Linked DNA regions of Homo sapiens: region 2 is linked to region 1. A link is a loop called in an ENCODE intact Hi-C map of the cell type or tissue named here. Cell type or tissue: heart right ventricle. All regions are shown on one strand. Each heading gives the region's core, and the rest is flanking DNA. Links, peaks and the distances in the headings are about the cores only.

What was found. Hi-C counts contacts between places; a loop is a spot of excess contacts. Peaks named below come from ENCODE experiments on the same cell type or tissue, not always from the same donor. Only the 100,000 strongest peaks of a DNase experiment are listed, where the experiment ranks them.
Region 2: a loop joins it to region 1, with 2.4 times the contacts of the local background. A loop is called at or near these places in 3 of 110 quality-filtered maps.

What each region holds. Positions count from the first base shown.
Region 1 is chr12:63,102,206-63,105,133 of GRCh38, reverse strand. No RefSeq gene overlaps it. Among named protein-coding and RNA genes, the nearest start is that of AVPR1A, 48 kb to the left of the region's middle. In heart right ventricle, for the core only: CTCF peaks have their summits at 1,214 and 1,421 (motif pointing left); no DNase peak of the experiment used is centred there.
Region 2 is chr12:63,303,564-63,306,491 of GRCh38, reverse strand. All of the region lies in intron 1 of LINC03056 (long intergenic non-protein coding RNA 3056), which reads left to right. Among named protein-coding and RNA genes, the nearest start is that of LINC03056, 69 kb to the left of the region's middle. In heart right ventricle, for the core only: no CTCF peak of the experiment used is centred there; no DNase peak of the experiment used is centred there; H3K27ac peaks cover 805 bases.

The sequences.
Region 1 (2,928 bases), core at 185-2,684:
TGTAATAAAGGACAAAGCAAGGCCATACATAAATATGCAAGAAAGTTATAACAATGTGAAAGCATGGAATCCCTTCCATATAAGGCTGTAAAGTGAGGTGATGAGGAAGAGCAAGAGAAGGAGAAAAGGTGACCAAAGCAATGGACTGAAGGTCCAGTGGAGTTGGGAAAGTGAAGACAGGGCATCTGAGAGTATTTTGATAGAATGCAATGGTAAGGATGTATATGCTAGAAACCGAGATTAAGGTAGGGATGTAGTTGTTGGTAAACACAAAGGCAAGGGTTGTGACCATGGGAATGAGTGACTGAGGTAAGGTGGGGGGAAGATCCCTAAAGGAGAGGAGGTTAAGAAACCTGGAGCCCATGTTTCAAAATGATCATCTGTCTGGATACTGAAATAACCAAAACTTGTCACAGGAGTTTTAGGGGGAAATTGACAGTGAGCCAGGATCTAAAAACATTATAGAAATGAAGAGGAGAGACTAGAAGTAGATGACTGCAGTAGGAAGGGGGGTTGTGCAATCGTTGGATGACAAAGACTTCAAAGCTGGGGGTTAGAGAGGTGGAGAGGAGAATTGTTGGAGACAGCGATGAGGGGCTGGCCGGCATCTACTGGCCCCCAAGGCCTGGTAGTCAGAGGGGTATGGGAAGAAAAGCTACATGCAAGACAGCACGCTCCTCACACTAGAGCCAGGTTTCCATTGAGCAAAAAAGCAAACAGTGTTCAGAGAAGAAATAAAGGATCTGGGAATTTTGCAGATGGTGGATTTTGAATTCCGGATAGCATGGTGGAAATTTTCCAAAATAGGGAGGAATGAGAGATGGGCCAGGGTAGCAGATGCACAGAGCCATGTGGGGATGATCCCCTATGTAACTGATGATTTTCTGCAAGTGACTCAAGAAAGGAAGCTAAATTAAATAAGGTAAGACAAATGCCCTGAGCTTACAGCAATGTCAGGCCTTTGGGTATAGAAATAATACGGAAAATTGCTTTGATTCTTTTTTCCTTAGACATTATCATCATAGTTGGCATTCATGTTACATTGTTTACCATCTTTTTACGACTCATTCTATTTTAAACAGATTTTTCTCATTCTTTAACATGTTTAGTTTTTTACCTAGAAATAAGTACAATAAACTTAGCAACCTAATTGAATTGTGTGGAGAGGAAAAACAGTTTACTTGATATTAACTCAAGAACCAAATGGTTTAAATATTAGAAAGTTGTTCATTAAACACGAATATGCCACACGAAAAAGGTTGCAGTTCTGTGACAATTAGTGCACTTCAAAGAAAATCCAAACTTATTACAGAGGTACCACAGAACCAACTAAAATTCTCCCAAGGACAAGAAAGCATGCATCAAAAATTTTCACTTTACAAAATGCAACGTGGGCTCCACCCACTGGAAATGTTATGTTACTGCAATGTTGCCCTTTAACATTGACAAATACAGATTTGCATTCATTATTATTATCGATTAGTAGATATGATGTATTGATTGTCTTCTATATACCAGGTACTGTGCTAGATTTTGGAGATACAATAGTAAACATGAAACACAAAATATCTGTCTTCATGGAGTATATATTTTAGTGTATAAGTATAAAATTTCATATTTTGCTCACTATAAAAAACTACAGGCCAAATCTGTGTAAGAGGTATCCTGGATAAGAATGAACTCTAAGACATTAGAAACTTGATGAATAAAAGCTGGGGAAAAAGCTTGTTAATTACATTATCAAAAATGTTCAGTTTCTAAAGTTAGAAATATCAATTCACCTTTAGGGCATAATGTTCTCTGTGGCAATAAAACCACACATTCCATGTGACCACTCTCAGCTTTCATTCTTTGTGTACAGTTTTATGAATCTCTATATATGCATAATTTTTTTGTATTTTAGTTTTCACTTTTCAAAACTGGTGTCATACTGTATGTAATTGGGGAATGGCTTCCTTTTTCATTTTCTATTATATTGTTAAAATTCTTCCATCTTAGAGTTCCTTTGTTTTAGCTGCTCTACAATGTTCTGTGGTGTGAATGTACCACAGTTCTTTTGCCACTCTTCCACCAATGGGCATTTAGGTTTTCCCTATTATAAGTGTCACTGCTGTGAGTATGCTGTGCATATCTCCAGGTATAGGTGTATATGAGAGATTTTCCTAGGTATGTACTTAGGGGTGGAATTGCTAGGTCACACCCAGTATGCAAATGTTCAACTCTGAGAGAGTGACAAAATGTCATTTAGAATGACAGCAACAAATTACACTCCTTTCAGAAATGTATAACAAATCATTTGAAACCAAAGCCTTTCAAACACTTGGTATTTTCAGATTTTAAAACATTTGGCAGTTAAATGCAAAACGGTACATGGTACCTCACTATGGTCTTAACTGGGATTGCCAATGATGTCAAAAATGTCATTGTGGCTTTATTTGCCACACGTATATCCTCTTGTGCAGAATGTTTGTTCATGTTTCACCTCCATTTTTATGTTGTATCATTCATGTTTTTCTTATTATTTGTAAGAGTTCTCGATATATTCTTTTAACCTTTTATTTTAAAATAACAAACTTTCAGAAAAGTTGAGAGAAAAATACAAAGCATTTCTGTCTCTATCCTTTACCCAAATTCCATAGCCGTTAACATCTTATCACATTTACCTTATAATTTTTATTCTTTCTCTTACCCCCCTTTCTCTCTCTCACCCTTTTCTCTTCCTATGTATGCGTGATTTTTTTTCTCTGAACCATTTCAGAGTAAGTTTCAAATATGAGGCAATATTATTCATCAATACTTTAGTATATATTTCCTAAAAATAGAGATGGTCTTCTACACAGGCAAATACAACCATCAAAATCAGGAAAATAACATTGATATAATACTATCAAATCCACATGCTCCATTTAGATTTTGCCAATTGTCTCC
Region 2 (2,928 bases), core at 323-2,822, 200 kb before region 1:
GTTACTTTGTTTTACAACTCTAATCTCTATTTTTTAAGAAAATGGCAATTATATTTCCCCAGACTGTGATTAACAAATGTAATAATAAACATATAAATCCTTCCCATGGGATCCTGGTATATTGTTTTCTGGGTCAGCATGTTTTGTGCTCATAAAGTTTAATAAAACTTTGAAATGCTATTTTGAAATAATTCAAATACACTGCCAATTTTTCCTTTTTTGTGGGAATTTGTGTTTGATATGTACTAAATTTGGATGAAGTAGTTTTTCTTCCTTCATGTCTGTCATTGCAGCTAGAAGTTGAACATTGGATAATAAAATTTTTTATTTGGCCGGGCGCAGTGGCTCATGCCTGTAATCCCAGCATTTTGGGAGGCCGAGGCGGGCAGATCATGAGGTCGCAAGGTCAGGAGATCAAGACCCTCCTGGCTAACACAGTGAAACCGCGTCTCTACTAAAAATACAAAAAATTAGCTGGGCGTGGTGGCGGGCGCCTGTAGTCCCAGCTACTTGGGAGGCTGAGACAGGAGAATGGCGTGAACCTGGGAGGCAGAGGTTGCGGTGAGCCGAGATCACTGCACTCCAGCCCAGGCAACACAGTGAGACTCTGTCTCAAAAAAAAAAGAAAAAAAGAAAAGAAAAAATTTGTGTGACAGTGGCATTAATAAAATATTTATATAGGAAGACTTCTTGACTTTTAAAAGCTATTTCAAGGGTATATTTTTGTAACAAACTGAAATTTTTGTTAAATTATTTTTGAACAACTTTAATGTTCTAGCTCTTGCCTCAAAAGCACAAAGTAGAGCAATGAAACTATTTTTAAGTCTTCAACTTTGGAGGGCAAACTATCTTATTAATCAGGTTTTAGCAAATTTACTTAATAAAACTTATGCAGAAGTATGATTTAATTTTTTTCCATAACAAGGGCATAGCAATATTCTAATCATTTTGAGCCGTGAAATAGAACACAGAGTAAAAATCCTCTAGTCTATCCTATGTGGCAGTGGCAATTGTTTGTGGTATATGTTGCATATACACCCTAATTGCTTATGGTGTAGAGACATAAAAGAATATGTTTTGAGATCTGCACTAATAAGAAAAATGTCTGGGTCATCTTTAGCACTCTTTATTCATGACTCTATTTGCATGCCCTAATCATACACAATGAATCAGTAGTTTCGGCTGCTTAATGAACAAAAATTCAGAACAGAGAAGATAGCTTTCTCCAGTTGTGTCATCAGCTAGCAATTCCAAGGTCCCCGACAATTTCCTTAACACACACAACCCCCAGTAATTATAGCACATTTTCTAATAGATAACTTCTCAAACAAATTCTCAATTACGTAGGGGGTAAATCCATGCCTGAAGACTGCTTCATCACTGAGATTGGCTGTTTTATGCCCCCAAGCAGTGGCTGACACTTCCCTTTCACACAGTGTTCGGAACTCTTGGAGTGCATGAGACATCTGGGAAATTAGAGCTATGATAGGCTACCTGAGTCATGTTGGAGTCCTGCTCAACTGGAGAACACAGAAACGCATTGGTGTTTGTGGCTTTGTTCATATGTATGGGGGATTTTTGAATCTCATCTTACTTCCCATAACCTATTAATAATTGTCTTTATTTTGGCTTTTCAGACAAGAGAAAGATTTTTAACCTTTTCCCCTTAGCCTACGTACTTTGTTGTTGTTGCTGTTTGAGGCAGGGTCTTGCCCTGTTGCTCAGGCTGGACTGCAGCCGTGCAATCATAGCTCACTGAAGCCTCAAACTCCTGGGCTCAAACTATCCTCTTGCTTCAACCTCCTGAGTAGTTAGGACTACAAGTATGTGCCACTATGCCCATATAATTAAAAACAAAATTTTTTTTTGGAACAGGGTCTTGCTATGTTGCCCAGGCTGGTCTTGAACTCCTGGCTTTGAGCAATCCTCCTACCCCAGCCTCCCAAAGTCCTAGGATTACAGGCCTGAGCCACTGTGTCTGGCCAGCCTACATACATTCTTAAGCGTCCCCTTTCCCTAAAAATATGCATCTACTCCAAAATAAAATTTATAATTATTCTAATCAGTTTACTGCTTATTTCATAATTTTCTCAAACTATGTGACTAGAAAATTTTGACACTCAAGCTTAGTGAAATTATAAAAACTAGGTGTTGTTAATTCTCTAAGGATGATGTACCAAAGGGAGAGTTAGAAATAAGCATTTACAGCAATTACCAAACTAAAAGGCCAAATAAAAAATAGATAGCTTTTAGTTATTCAAATAACAATAATTATTATAATAATCCACGTTACTTTGCTCCTTGAAAATACAAACTCTACCTATTGTAACAATTTTGATCCCTTGAGCATATTGCTTGGCTTTTAATACATTTTATTCAAATATAACAAAAAGTCCTCCGTAATTAAACTGCAATATTTTTGTTGAAGTCAAATTACTATCATTGTGAACATATGCTATATGTATTTAGTAAAACAAACCAAAGGAAAAAAAAAGGGTTCAAAAATTCAGAATATATCAGAGAGATTCGAATATAATGGTTTATTGATGTACTTTAACATAAGCATGGGCATTTGAATGAAGTGCAGGTTCAATAAAATACACTTAAAAGGATTATGATCAGATAACTCAGGCTTTGGGAAATAGCACCTCTCAAAATAGCATAGAACCATGAGAAGAATTTACCCCTAGAGCTCAAAGTAGAGCTTCTCCTGTAGGGAATTGATGGTTCCATAATTACTGTCCTGAGAAGAAGTTAATTTTGGGTAGGAAATACCTTTAGGAAGCCTGCCTGAGGACAGAATGGGAAAACAAAATTTTTCTCTCCCTAGGGCAGAAGTAATTTGTCCCAGACTAAAAGCCTAAAGTAGTATGCATTGCTTTTGTGAAGTGGGGTGATTGATTATGATAACAAATATTTATAGAACAC